Regions from separate parts of the Homo sapiens genome. Here region 1 is linked to region 2. The links are chromatin contacts, found by Hi-C or POLR2A ChIA-PET in ENCODE. All regions are on one chromosome and are shown on one strand. Each heading gives the region's core, a stretch centred on a gene start or an enhancer-like site at or near the end of the contact. The rest is flanking DNA. Distances are from core to core; before and after follow the strand shown. Region 1 holds the start of CENPS-CORT (CENPS-CORT readthrough). Region 2 overlaps PEX14 (peroxisomal biogenesis factor 14).

Evidence for each region. A loop is a pair of places that touch in the nucleus more often than their neighbours do. ChIA-PET counts read pairs that join two places held with the same protein, here RNA polymerase II (POLR2A). Pooled maps may share reads with other maps.
Region 1: a loop to region 2 is called in a pooled map, with 5 times the contacts of the local background. The contact joins the promoter of CENPS-CORT here to the enhancer-like site in region 2. A Hi-C loop is called at or near these places in 8 of 50 pooled maps. POLR2A ChIA-PET finds 5 or more read pairs at or near these places in 7 of 52 experiments (CD4-positive, alpha-beta T cell, CD4-positive, alpha-beta memory T cell, H1 and 3 more).

Annotation. Positions count from the first base shown.
Region 1 is chr1:10,428,313-10,434,658 of GRCh38, reverse strand. CENPS-CORT (CENPS-CORT readthrough) reads right to left here and starts at 4,226. Exons shown (of 4, transcript NM_199006.3): 1 at 4,091-4,226; 2 at 694-817; 3 at 1-2. The coding sequence starts at 4,141. It overlaps CENPS (centromere protein S), which reads right to left and starts at 4,226. Exons shown (of 5, transcript NM_199294.3): 1 at 4,091-4,226; 2 at 694-817; 3 at 1-2. The coding sequence starts at 4,141. RefSeq lists enhancers at 923-1,503, 3,579-3,628 and silencers at 3,879-4,128, 6,293-6,346.
Region 2 is chr1:10,505,571-10,512,837 of GRCh38, reverse strand. The region is part of intron 2 of PEX14 (peroxisomal biogenesis factor 14); the gene reads right to left. Among named protein-coding and RNA genes, the nearest start is that of PEX14, 34 kb to the right of the region's middle. RefSeq lists enhancers at 3,482-4,170, 5,345-5,404, 5,435-5,494. Within about 2 kb of position 1,862, at least 19 of the 41 ENCODE cell types and tissues checked have a DNase peak (open chromatin) inside an H3K27ac peak, as active enhancers do; they include CD4-positive, alpha-beta T cell, where a contact is called at or near this core.

The sequences.
Region 1 (6,346 bases), core at 2,977-5,476, 81 kb after region 2:
TTCTGAAAGAGAAAAAAAAGATACACACTTTAGGCACCCTCCCATCTAATTTCAGAAGCAGAAAAAGTGAAGCCTTGATTTCTACAGCCAGTACAGTGACTTGACTAATATAACAAACCCTCTTAAAGGTGAAAGGAGGCATTTCCAGCAGCCCCACCATTCCATAAGAGCCTGTAGCTTTTTATTCATGACGATCTCCTTGTCCTTCCCAGAGCCCTTCACCCTTCATGGCAAGTCTTCCGTTAATTGTGACTATGCCTTTGGTTTCTAGAAACTATCCTTTAACTTCTGCTACAGTTAAGGCTTGTGAGGTCTTTCATTTCCCCTCTGAAGTCAAGCAAATACCAATGCTACAAGCTCAGCTGTCAAAGAAACTATGGGTGATATAAAAACGTTATAAAGCACTGAAATAAAGAATTTAATGTCTAATGTTCTAGCCATCAGGGCAGTTTAAAACAATAAAATAAAGGCGTTAATGCCCCAGTGTTAGTGTAATAGGAAAAAAATAGTTCTTCCCATAAAATATCCACATCTCACAGCCAAGAAGAGAAGTGTTTCACGAAGAACGCATGAGGATGATAATATTCTTGGTCTGCTGGTCAGACTCGCCACAGCTCCCACCCACGCACTGCTCCCAGGTGAAATCAACCTTTGGGGTTTACAGACATGGCTGGGGAGGCCGAAGCTTCATACCACACTGTCGGAAAGTCAGCTCCGAAATGGCCGCAATGGTCTGTTTGCTGAACTGCATCTCTTTGTCCAATGCAACTTCCTCGCAAAGACAACCCACAGTATAGTGAACTGCTGCCTTTAGCCTCTGGGGAAAAACATCAAAATATTTCACGGGTAAGGCTGCAAATAAGAGCTTTTCACGCCTTAAAAAATGAAGACCAAGGAGAGGGTCTGCTCAGCCCAATCCCTCTGGCGCTTTCCATAATGGCTGAGTGGCTTTTCAAGTGTACTAATAAGTTAATGAGACCCACTGGAGTGCGACTTGTGGAAACATTACTTCCTTGTTAATGGTTATGATTTATGTCAGGTAAAGATAAGAAATTAGATGGCAAGTCAGTGGGGAGACAGGTCAGACTGATGCCTGCCAAGGCCCTGAGTGGTTTCACTCACTTATTCCAAACTATCTGCAGAGCTCCAACTCAGTAAGGGCATATGCTAGGTGTTTGGGAAACAATGAAAAACCGGGCAGGGAACTTTGCCCTTAAGGCAGTTAATCAACAATACAGAAGGATCCCATCCCTCTGCTGCAAGCCCCTGGCAGCCCCAGGCCTGCACGTCACAGAGGACAGAAGTACAACACGGGAAAGGCTCAAGAGGGCACACCCACCCCTCTCGATTTGGAGGGTTGGGAGGCCACCTCCACGGGGCCCTCACTGCTCCTTGGCAAACCTTTTCAATACTGAAAAAGATCTCTCCACCCCTTGCAGAAAATTACCGAGAGGGGAGGATGAGCCTCAATTGCAAGACAAGCTAAGCAATGGTCTCAGCCACGTGTCGACAGAGTTCTGTTGAGCCCACCTGTGGGTACTCCGCCTCGGGGCCGAAGACACAGCTGAGCTGCACGTGATGACAGCTGAACCCACAAGGGCATAAAATCTACCAGCAAGTGTTCAACGCATAGGCAAGAGGAGGAGGAACTGCCAAAACCCAAGTCCAGGAACTCAGGATAGAGGCCAGACAGATGAGGAGGGCATCTACTTTCCTGAATTTCAGACCTCACAAGACTAGGTAAGCTGAGGCCTCTGGTAGGAGAAGCCAAAGAGGCATCAACCTGGGAGGCACGAAGATCACAGGTGTGATCACTGCACACTACAGCCTCGAACTCCTGGGCTCAAGTGAACCTCCTGCCTCAGCCTCTTGAGTAGCTGGGACTACAGGCCCACAACACCCTGCCCGGCTCAAGGTCATCTTTTTTAGGTATGGGTGGGGGTCAGGGTACAGGACATGAATTCTTCTGAATGCTCTTGGCTCCAGGAATTTTTCTCAGATCTTCCTCCTCCTCCTCCTCCCCTCCCCCTGGCTGGGCTGGGGTATCACTGCACTTAGAGGCTAAATCACTAAACTCCTCAAGGGCAGGACCCTGTCAATTTTGTTCACTGCTGCCTACCAAGTGCCTAGAACAGTTGGTTACATGAATGGGGGGAAATCGTCTACAAGCTAATCACAGCTGAGGGGCAAATTTCTCAGCCCATCTTTGCAGCTTCATCAGTAAGCATTTGTTGGTCTATTGAGAGCCAGGCTCTGTTCTAGGGACTAAGAACAGGCCGGGCACAGTGGTTCACACCTGTAATCTCAGCATTTTAGGAGGCCAAGGCGGGCAGATCACTTGAGGTCAGGAGTTCAAAACCAGCCTGGCCAACATGGTGAAACTGTCTCTACTAAACATACAAAATTAGCTGGGCGTGGTGGCAGGGGCCTGTAATCCCAGCTGCTCAGGAGGCTGAGGCAGGAGAATCTCCTGAACCTGGGAGGTGGAGGTTGCAGTGAGGCGAGATGGAGCCACTGCACTCCAGCCTGGACAACAAGAGTGAAACTACGTTTCAAAAAAAACAAAAACCAACCAAAAAAAAACAGGGTAGGCAGGACCAAAGATGACTAAATGCAATGCACCATCCTTAACTGAATCCTGGATGAAGGAAAAAAGACAGTTAAAAGAAACATCTTTAGGACAAGTGGGGGCACTTGACAATGCACATTCAATAGAGTTTTATCAAAATTAATTGTCCCACTTCCTGAGTGGGACAATTTATTGAAATGATGTAGTAGGAGAATGCCTTTTTTTTTTTTTTTTCTGAGATGGAGTCTCGCTCTGTCACCCAGGCTGGAGTGCAATGGTGCGATCTCGGCTCACTGCAACCTCCGCCTCCCGGGTTCAAGCGATTCCCCTGCCTCAACGTCCCGAGTAGCTGGGATTACAGGCACCTGCCACCACACTCGGCTAATTTTTGTACTTTTAGTTGAGAGGGGGTTTCCATGTTGGCCAGTCTGGTCTCGAACTCCTGACCTCAAGTGATCTGCCCACCTCGGCCTCCCAAAGTGCTGGAATTACAGGCGTGAGCCACCGCGCCCAGCCAATGCCTTGTTTTTGGGAGATGTGTACTAAAGAATTAAAATGTAAAGGCGAAGTGTCAAAATATCTGCAATTAATTCTCCAATCGCGGGGCTGGGAGGGAAGCATGGGAGCAAACAGAGCAAAATGCTAACTAGTGGTGAATCAAGGTGACGGGCATCTGGGCATTCTGTACCGTGTTCTTGCAACTTTTCTGAAGGTTTGAACTTCTCAAAAGACAAGGGGCAGGGTAGACAGCTGCTGCAGTGTAACTTTGTAGAGAGGAAACTCCCGCGTCTGGAGCTCATTCCCGCGTTTCTTCAGTCCGTCCTCTTTAAGGTCGCCACTCCGGGTCTTGCTTTTAAGCCTCTTCACGGCAACGTTCTCAGCCTCTGACGCCCCATATGCCCGGCGCTGATGAAAGGAACGAATGGGATGCCCGCAGCTACCCTGACAAGTGATTATTCTTATGACGATTTTGCAGAGAAGAAAATTGCGTCTGGGCCGAGTCGATACGATCACAAGTTGGCGGGGCAGAGATTCGAACCCACATCTAAGGACGAGCTCTGGGCCTGACTGGTCCGCACCGCGTCCCTGCATCAGTAACGAGGGGTCGACGCCTCCAGGGCCAGCGTTCCAGAGCTCCGGCCCGAACCGCCCACCGCGTACGGGCGTCACCTGGAATGTCTAATGCCGACGTTGTACCCTCACGAAAACCCCATCTGAGAAGGGGAAACCGAGGATTCATCGCAAGGCCAGAAGGTGGCCTCTCGCCGCCGGACCCCGGCGCCCGCACGCTCCCCTAGAACCGCTTCCTCCCCAGCCAGCGCAGGCCAGGGTCCAGCCGCGTTGCCGCGGAAACCGCCTCCCAGCACCACCCGCGGCAGTTAAGCCAACGCATGCGCAGCCGCGGGGGGCGCCCGGGGGCGGGGTGCCGATGAGAAGCCGCCGGGGGCTGCCGGGTACTTTTCTGTCCAGAAACTCGACGCCGTCCTGCCCCAGCCCAGCCCGACCCCCGTTTTCCTGTACCTGTTGGTAAGAGAATCGCTGCTGCTCCTCGGTCTCCGCCTCCTCCTCCATCACTGCGGGCCGACCCTGGGCAAACGCAGGAGGGCCGAGAAGGGGCGGTGGTGCGCGGCCAGGTCGGATTTTCCCGCCGCGGCGCGAGCGACGGGCCGCGCGGGCGGACAAAGTACGCAGCTCCGCCCTGCCTCGCGCGCCCCCTGGCGGCGCTCCGTTGAGGGGATTCCGCCGTCGGCCTCCAGCCAGCCCCCTGCTCAGCTTGCTCTGCGGAGGTGGCCGGGCGACGCGGGGACATGACCACCGAGGTCACTGCTGCACCCCAGAGCCTGATTCAGCGCCTGGCACAACGCTGAGCACCACTCTCCGCGAAACACGTGTGCGCATAGGTGCAAAGCGTGTTCCAGTCGGGTGTAGAGGATGCGTAGCCCACGATTTACAGATCATGTAACGCAGTACACATTATCAGGAGCTCCATGCACCTGTACCTCAGGTGTATCTTGCAAAATCGACCATCAACTTTATCATTCTATCACCAACAATAGCGTCACAAAGACTACAATGAGTGAACGACCCGTGACCTCATTCAGCGAGTGGAACAGGAACTGCGTTGTTGCCATTGGCAGGAGTATAGTTCTGACACAAGTGTTACTGTTTTTCCTTTATGTTAACGATGAAGTGAGACCATCAAACCCAATTTTGGTTTGTTTTTATTGTAGTTTTTTGAGAGGCAGGGTCTCACTCTGCCGCCCAGGCTGGAGTGCAGTGGCACCACCAAGACTCACTGTAACCTCCACCTCCTGGGCTCAGGTGATCCTCCCACTTCAGCCTCCCAAGTAGCTGGGACCACAAGCCTGCATCAGCGCACCTGGCTAATTTTTATTTTTTGTAGAGACCAGGTCTCACTATGTTGCCCAGGCTGGTATCAAACTCCTGGCTTCAAACAATCATCCCACCTCAGCCTCCCAAAGTGCTGGAATTACAGGTGTGAGCCACCATGCCCTGCCTGTATTTCTAGGTTTTTGTTTTATTATTTTTTATTGCCTATATTTCTGTATTCTGCATTTGTCACAAGCAGGTGCTACTTTCAGAACGAAGGAAAGCACATAAAGCCACTCCTTGTCTTCCTTTCCCAGGGACGTCCCTCAAGTTCCCTAAGCTTGCCAGGGGCTGAAACCCAGATCAAAGCTTTTTGGAGGAATCAGCCTTCTGAGGACTTTCCTCTGCATCTGCTCAGTGGGTGGCATCTGGAAATGACAGGCACTTCTCGCCTCTGTCCACTGCTCTCTGTGGGCATCCCAGTCTACCTGGACAGTCCTCCTGCCCAAGCAGGGCAAGCCTCTGACGGATTCCCCTAATGGGCAGCATGGGGCTGGGCAGGGCAGGCCATCCAGAGTGAGACCAAGCCTGCAGCAGGAGAGAAGGCCGGTCGCTGGTTGGTGAGCAGCCCCATTTAGAGCACACTGTGGCTGCAAAGCCCAGCTCCCTCCCTTGAGCCTGGTGACCCCAAGCAAGTCACAGGACGTGGCCAAGCTTCATGTCCCTTATTTATCAACTGGGGACAGTAGTTCCAACTTCACAGGGCAGGTGTCAGGTTTTAAACAATTGCCTCACATAAGAGCTAAAGAAATTGTAACAATTCGTCCCAGGAAGTTCCTGTGCTTTGTACCTGTGTGTTCCCTCATTTTAAAGCAGTTGCTTCCCAGGATTAAAGAACAGTATTCCAGTGACATGTGTGCAATACAGAGGCACTTAAGAGCCTCAGAGGCTAGGAGCAGTGGCTCATACCTGTAATTCCTGCACTTTGGGAGGCCGAGGCAGGTAGATCACTTGAGGTGAGGAGTTCAAGACCAGCCTGGCCAACATGATGAAACCCTGTCTCTACCAAAAAATACAAAAATTAGCCAGACATGGTGGCACATGCTTGTAATCCTAGCACTTGGGAGGCTAAGGCAGGAGGATTGCTTGAACCCGGGAGGTGAAGGTTGCAGTGAGCTGAGATCGCACCATAGCACTCCAGCCTGGGCAACAGAGCGAGACTCTGTCTCAAAAAAAAAGGTCTGAGAAATAGGTCGAGGGTTGAGGTATTCATTACAGAAAATGGAACTGGGTGTGGTGGTTCAAGCCTGTAATCCCAACACTTAGGGAGACCAAGGCAGGAGGATCACTTGAGCCCAGTTCAAGGCTATGGTGAGCCGTGATTGCCCCACTGTTTTCCAGCCAGGGTGACAGAGGGAGACACTGTCTCTAAAAAAAATAATGAAA
Region 2 (7,267 bases), core at 613-3,112:
TAGTCCCAGCTACTCAGGAGGCTGAGGCAGGGAATCGCTTGAACCCGTGAGGCGGAGGTTGCAGTGAGCCGACATCACGCCACTGCACTCCAGCCTGGCGACAGAGCAAGACTCCATCATAAAAAATAAAAGTTAAAAAAAAAAAGAAGGAAAAGAACAGGGAGCATTTCATTTAAAAACGATCCTATGCATCTGAATATATTGTTCTTTTTCATTATAACTAGCTACTTCTAAAATTAGTTCAGTTGGATTTAAGGATTTGACAAATGTGGAATATAACCACCGACGCCAGTGCAGGTTTCCAACCAACACCCCTGAAGTTAATGCTGGGATTCTGCTATGCTTCAAAGCAGGCGAACATCAGGGATCCACCCCACCTTCATTAAAATTCCACAATCTGTCTGCCATCCTTTGGATGAATCCACAGAAGTCTCTGTTTCCCTGGCCAGGTGTTTCAACACCCAGCAATGCTCATGTCATCAATCAGGTGACTTAGTCAAGTGCCACAGTGTTGGGTATCAGAAAAAAAGATCCAGAAAGTCCTGGTCTGAGAGCTCTAGTCCTTAAAAATTTAGACTTGGGCCAGGCACGGTGGCTCACGTCTGTAATCTCAGCACTTTGGGAGGCCGAGGAGGGCAGATCACGAGGTCAGGAGGTCGAGACCATCCTGGCTAACATGGTGAAACCCTGTCTCTACTAAAAATACCAAAATTAGCCGAGCGTGGGGGCAGGCGCCTGTAGTCCCAGTTATTCGGGAAGCTGAGGCAGGAGAATGGCGTAAACCCGGGAGGCGGAGCGTGCAGTGAGCCAAGATTATGCCACTGCACTCCAGCCTGGGTGACAGAGCAAGACTCCGTCTCAAAAAATATATATATTTAGACTCAACACCCCACCTAAGCCATAAGACTGAGCAGAAATTCTAGTATGTGACACCTCTGGAGAGAAACAGGTTAACACAATCAAGCCTCTCTTCTGGCAATACACGTGTTGATGAGGTCCTGCAGTCCACAGAAGACTTGGAAGTCAAAGAGGTCACAGGTCCCAGAGACCACAGAAGTCAGAGGTCCCACGGGCCACAGAGGTCAGAGATCTCACAGGCCACAGAAGTCAGAGGTCTCACAGTCCATGGAATTCAGAGGTCCCTGGGTCCACAGAAGTCACAGTCCCACGGTCTATGGAAGTCAGAGGCCCCACAATCCACAGAAGTCATAAATTCTAGAGTCCACAGAAGTCAGGAGTCCATAGTCCACAGATGTCAGGGGTCCCTCCATCTCTAGAAGTTATAGGTCCTACAGTTCATGGCAGACTTTCCTAGGAAAATTTAAACTCTGATGTGCATGGTCATTTCCATTTCTAAACCCTACACAAAAATCTGAGGGGAGACACGCTCAATCAGATAGCATTAAAGCTGGAAAGAACGCACCATGATGTTAGCAAAAACCACTTCAACTACTCATGCCATTAGAGTCATCAAAGGGGGGAGGCAGGAAGGAAGGGAGGGACAGAGAAAGAGACAGTAATGAAAGAGAAAATAAGTCTGAAAAGAAAGGAGAAAATAGAAATATAAAAGATTAGAAAAAACAGGAGATAACAAAATAAAAAAGACAAAAACCTCACTTTGGCATTTACAGTTTAAAGCTGTCAGGGCATTTTATGAAATGACAGTTGCAATAAAACAAATAGAATGGTGAGTCATCTGGGTTCCAACTTCTGAGTCAAAAGGGGCTGTTTCTAGACAAACCAGCAGCTCTGCTGCCTGCACATTTAACGATGCCTATCGGTGCACCACAGCTACGGAACAGGATGTGGAGAACGAGGAGGTGGGAGTGAGCATTGTCTTTACTGGTCCCAGTGTCATTGCAAATAAAGACTGTCAAGATTTAAACCATAATAATGGAAAGGCTATAAAGGTCTCAGTTATAATGTTTCCTCTGATGTTCCCTTTCATAAAATGGCCTCTTTATGTTGCTTGCGTAGCAGTCATCCACTGAACATCGGCATATGTGTGGCCCAGTGGGAATGTTGCACCCTAAGTTCCTAGCAGGACGCCAGGCAGCAACTGTGCAATCCAACTCCTTGGCTCATCATCTCCATCGCACATAAGTGAGCACACACACTCACTCATTCCACAAATATGTATGAGTGCCTATTTTCTGCCAGGAGCTGAGCAATACGGTATATGCCCAACCCATACAGGGCTTAGCAAAGTGCCTAGGTGCCAAACAGCCAGGAAACACACATGCAAAATATATACGGCCATACAACACAGGGACTCCTTTCCTACTTTGGCACCTAAAAGTCTTACATAAGTGCCTGGCAGCCTAGCAGGAAATGGGACTTTTCCTTCTCCATGCCAGAGCAAAGTAGATAAGCTGGAACACAAATCAGATAAATGCTCAAAAAGGGGGCTTAATATGGTGCCCACAAAGACTTGCCTTTACTTGGACACACCAGACAAAAATGCACAGAAACCTGCTGTTTCAACAGAATTATTTATCTGCAGCCTGCCATCTAACCATTCTAGGCACCAGGGAACCTCAAAGGAAAATACAAACAAAACCTCTGCAAATTAATACTTTGTAGACATGCCAAGGAGGCATGAACTAAGAAAGACACCAGCAGCACGTGTAGGGATGAAATGAGGCTGAAACCTGTAAACCAGGGAGCCGTGTGATGCAATTAGAGATGCCAAAGTCCAAAATTAGGAAAGGATCGATCTAGTCAAGCCCAACTTGGTGGCAGGTAGAGAATAACTCACATTTCTAGGTGGGCAGCCTGTGCCAACCACAAACCATCCCTGGGCTGCCTTCCCTGCTGATCTATAATTGGTGGGTCAGTGATGGAGCTACCAATTATCTTGAGGCCCCCTGTATTTAGTTCACAGACAAAGGGAAGCAGGAGAGACCAGTTAGTAATGAGTAAGTAATGGCCACGAAAATACATTGTATTATACAAAGCTGCTTCGGCAGGAAAAGCCATTTGGAAAATAAAGCGTAAAAGAATAAAATAAGCTGGAGAAACTCAATTTTCTCCTCCCTTCCTCCCAAAGCCACACTTAGGATAAAATGAGGTTTGTGCAGGTTAATCCTTAAGAGGTAAGAAAAAAATGATTAAATACATTTAAAAAATCAATTGTACATTAAACCAAATCCAGGAACTGCAAAAACAAACACGGCAGCGTTCCTCCAGCCGGCATTAGCTCTGCCAGTCTGGTCAGTAGGGGATACCCCCACCTGATGGAGCCCGCTGAGGTCACAGAAGACAAGCAGAGAGGAAGGGGAGAGAACCAGGGCTGGGGAGTGGGATGGGACCACAGATCTGGATTTCACTGGAACTGAAGTTATTTCTAGATATTATAAAGAAATAAAATGCCTTACAAATGGGGCTCTGGGGACCAGGCTGAATTCTTCAAAAATCCAATAGAAATAATAATAATGAGAATCATTTGATAAACAGAAATTATAAACCACCTTACTGTCAAATGATGTGCCACTATTTCTCGTTATTTCTTCTGTTTATTAACAAATTCTATTAACTGCCATTTTTCAGACAACAGAGAGCTGGAGAGGTGAGGTTAAGAGGCATGCCTTTGCCGGGCGCGGTGGCTCACGCCTGTAATCCCAACACTTTGGGAGGCCGAGGCAGGCGGATCATGAGGTCAGGAGATTGAGACCATCCTGGCTGACATGGTGAAACCCCATCTCTACTAACAACAAAAAAAAATTACAAAAAAATTAGCCGGACGTGGCGGCGGGCGCCTGTAGTCCCAGCTACTCGGGAGGCTGAGGCAGGAGAATGGCGTGAACCTAGGAGGCGGTGTTTGCAGTGAGCCGAGATCGCACCACTGCACTCTAGCCTGGGCGACAGAGCGAGACTCCGTCTCAAAAAAAAAAAGGAGGCATGCCTTTGTCTTTCAGGAATGCCACTCTCTGCAGTGGAGCTGGATGGAAACTCCCACCCTTCCCCAGTACCCTGGGATCTTCAGATGAAAGCCTGAAAGAATGCAAAGCCACAAGAAAGTGGCCCTAGGTCACCCGCTCCTCCCTCAGTGGAGTCAAGGCTGAGAATTCTTAGCTAATCCTAAATAAACCTCACATGGCTGAAATGTCACGGCCAATTTGCTTCCCCGTGTGGACTGCAACCATCTGGTTCTGCCTGCAACCAGCCTTTCTCCTCCTGGGCACCTGCCTCAGCCACACAGCTGGAAGATCTGGCAGGCAGGAGCATTCAGAGGGCACAGTAGGAGGTGCACTTCTGGGGGGGAGGGAGCTGGGACTCACTCTGACAAGGCACAAGTTGCCCATATGTCAGTCTTGGGCCCCCAATCTAAAAATCTGGCACATCCAAGGCCGGGCGCGGCAGCTCACGCCTGTAACCCCAGCACTTTGGGAGGCCGAGGTCAGGAGATCGAGACCATCCTGGCTAACACAGTGAAACCCCGTCTCTACTAAAAATACAAAAAAATTAGCAGGGCATGGTGGCGGGCGCCTGTAGTCCCAGCTACTCGGGAGGCTGAGGCAGGAGAATGGCATGAATCCGGGAGGCGGAGCTTGCAGACAGCCGAGATCGCACCACTGTACTCCAGCCTGGGTGACAGAGCGAGACTCCGTCTCAAAAAAAAAACAAAAACAAAAAACAAAAAAATGGCACATCTGCAATGTTCCCCTTCATGTGTTTCTGAAATAAGTCATTTAGAATTGAAGAGAAACCTCTGTAAGACTAGTTTGGATAGGGGGAGGGAGTGGGGTTGGGGGGAAATGCTGACAGGAAGAACAGGTAATCAACCATATGACAGTGGTATTCCCAACAGAATTAAAGACACGTGCCCATGGGGGAAAGTTTCAAAACCTCTAAACATTATTTGAGTGGGTTATCAATGTCTAGCTCTTGGCAACAAGTAAGATCTGACAGAAAGATTTTACTCTCTTAAAGACATCTCTATTCTCTTATCTTCAAAGCAGGTGAACTTTGCTGCCTTAACTCTGACAATGAGGAATTTGTGGATGTTGATAGAAACACAGATAAAGGATTTACCTGAGGGGGCAGAGAAAGTAGAAATAAAAGATCCTGGATATTGTATTTTCTTTACTTATGCGGATTCCAGTGACTCCCTGGAGACCTGCAGGCACCACTTTAAGAGCTGGAGTCCAGAGCAAATTGCTCAATTGTCCAACCTTCTCCCCGCCAGCAAGAGACAGAACAACAAGCGGCTGCTGCCCCCTAGAAGCTACCAGGGGCATAGCACCTTGCTATATAGACATCACATGAAAAGATCCTATTATCTCCTCTCCATCCCATAACCTGTCATTAGTGAGGTACATGGGTGCAGACGCCTCCTCTGAGCACAAGGAGGCACACATCACCTGTGATAAATTAATAGGCGCCTTTTCAACAGCTAAGATGCACACAAAAGACTCCAACCACGGAGAGCACACTAAGGCAGCAGCCTCAGAAAGGAGGTACAGAATCACCAGGCAGCACTGAGCATCGGCTGAAGATACGTTTGTGCAGCGGGCGCCCCGCACGCACGCTAGTGTGCCTGACAGCGCGGTCCACACCGCACCCATACCTGCTCTCCCCGTCTGCACAGGTTCAGCAGCATGGACACCAGCTTTCAATCCCAGTCCTGCCACTTCTTAGCTGTAGGAACTTGAATGCTCTGGGCTCAGTCTCCTCACTGCAAAATGAGTAATTCTCACAAATTTGTTGGAATCAAACAAAGTAACCAAAATAAAGACACCAACAGCGAGACCAAAATAAAGACACCAACAGCGAGGCCAGAATATTACAGAGTAGAAGCCCTCCTGGCCTATGTGATCGGAGCTAGTAATTGTTCGGTTAATCAAAAAATCAGTTAAAGCAGGGAATCAAAAATGGAACCTGCTCCACATACTGAAAACATTTTCTATTAACTGAAAACCTATAAACATTCAGTCACTGCTGATCTTTTGATGTAAAGCCAAGCCCTTTGCTTTGAGTGTGGGCCCACAGACTGAAGTTCCCAGACGTCTTTCTTGCATAAACCCTACCCATAACACAGCCTCCACAATTTCTAAAGCAAAGTAAGAACTTCAAGACATCAGTAAAGCAATCAAAGTACAGAATCCTTCTAGATGTTTATGATCTTCCTCTAATGTTTAACTGTCATCTCGCTCACACCTAATTTGACAGCAATGTTTTTAGCAATTCACATTTAGCAAAGCATTTAACTTAGTTTTCATAAAACTTTCTTTTCACATTTCTTTTTATAGAACACATTATAGCCAGGCGTGGTGGCTCACGCCTGTAATCCCAGAACTTTGGGAGGCCGAGGCGGGCGGATCACCTGAGGTCGCAAGTTCAAGACCAGCCTGACCAACATACAGAAACCTCGTCTCTAAAAATACAAAAAATTAGCCGGGCATGGCGGCGCATGCCTGTAATCCCAGCTACTCAGGAGGCTGAGACAGGAGAATCACTTGAACCTGGGAGGCAGAGGTTGCAGTGAGCAAGATCATGCCATTGCACTCCAGCCTGGGCAGCAACAAGAGCGAAACTCCATCTCAAAAAAACACACAAAAAAAGAACACATTATATTTGCAGAACCCTCTCTTCACACTCTTAGTTCACCTGTTGACATCATGTTTAATACAAGGACACAGGTTTAGGGACAAACTAGCTCCTGGGGTACAGATGAGTGTGGGAGAGACTGGCTGAGGACCTGCCTTGTTCAGAGCACCAAGAGCCTGGTGAGTACGTTCCATGGGACCCAAACAGCAAGTTGGTCAGACAGGGATGCCAAATGCAAGCTCTTGACACAGTTTTAAAAATATGTTCTTATTGATACCCCTGCTTCATTTCACAAAAGACTCTAAACGACTCTCAAAAGTACACATAAGCCTGTAATCCCAGCACTTTGGGAGGCTGAGGCGGGCAGATCACTTGAGGCCAGGAGTTCAAGACCAGCCTGGCCAACATGGCAAAACCCTGTCTTTACTAAAAATACAAAGATTAGCTGGGCATGGTGGCACACACCTGTGATCCCAGCTACTCAGGAAGCTGAGGCACAAGAATCACTTGAACCCGGGAGGCGGAGGTTGTAGTGAACCATGATCATGCCACTGCACTCCAGCCTGGGCAACGGAGCAAGACTCCGTCTCAAAAAAAAAAAAAATACACACAAGCTGGGCCGGGTGGCTCACACCTGTAATCTTGGCACTCTGGGAGGCTAAAGAGAAGGTTCACTTGAGCCCAGGAGACTGTGACCAGCCTGGCCAACACGGTGGGA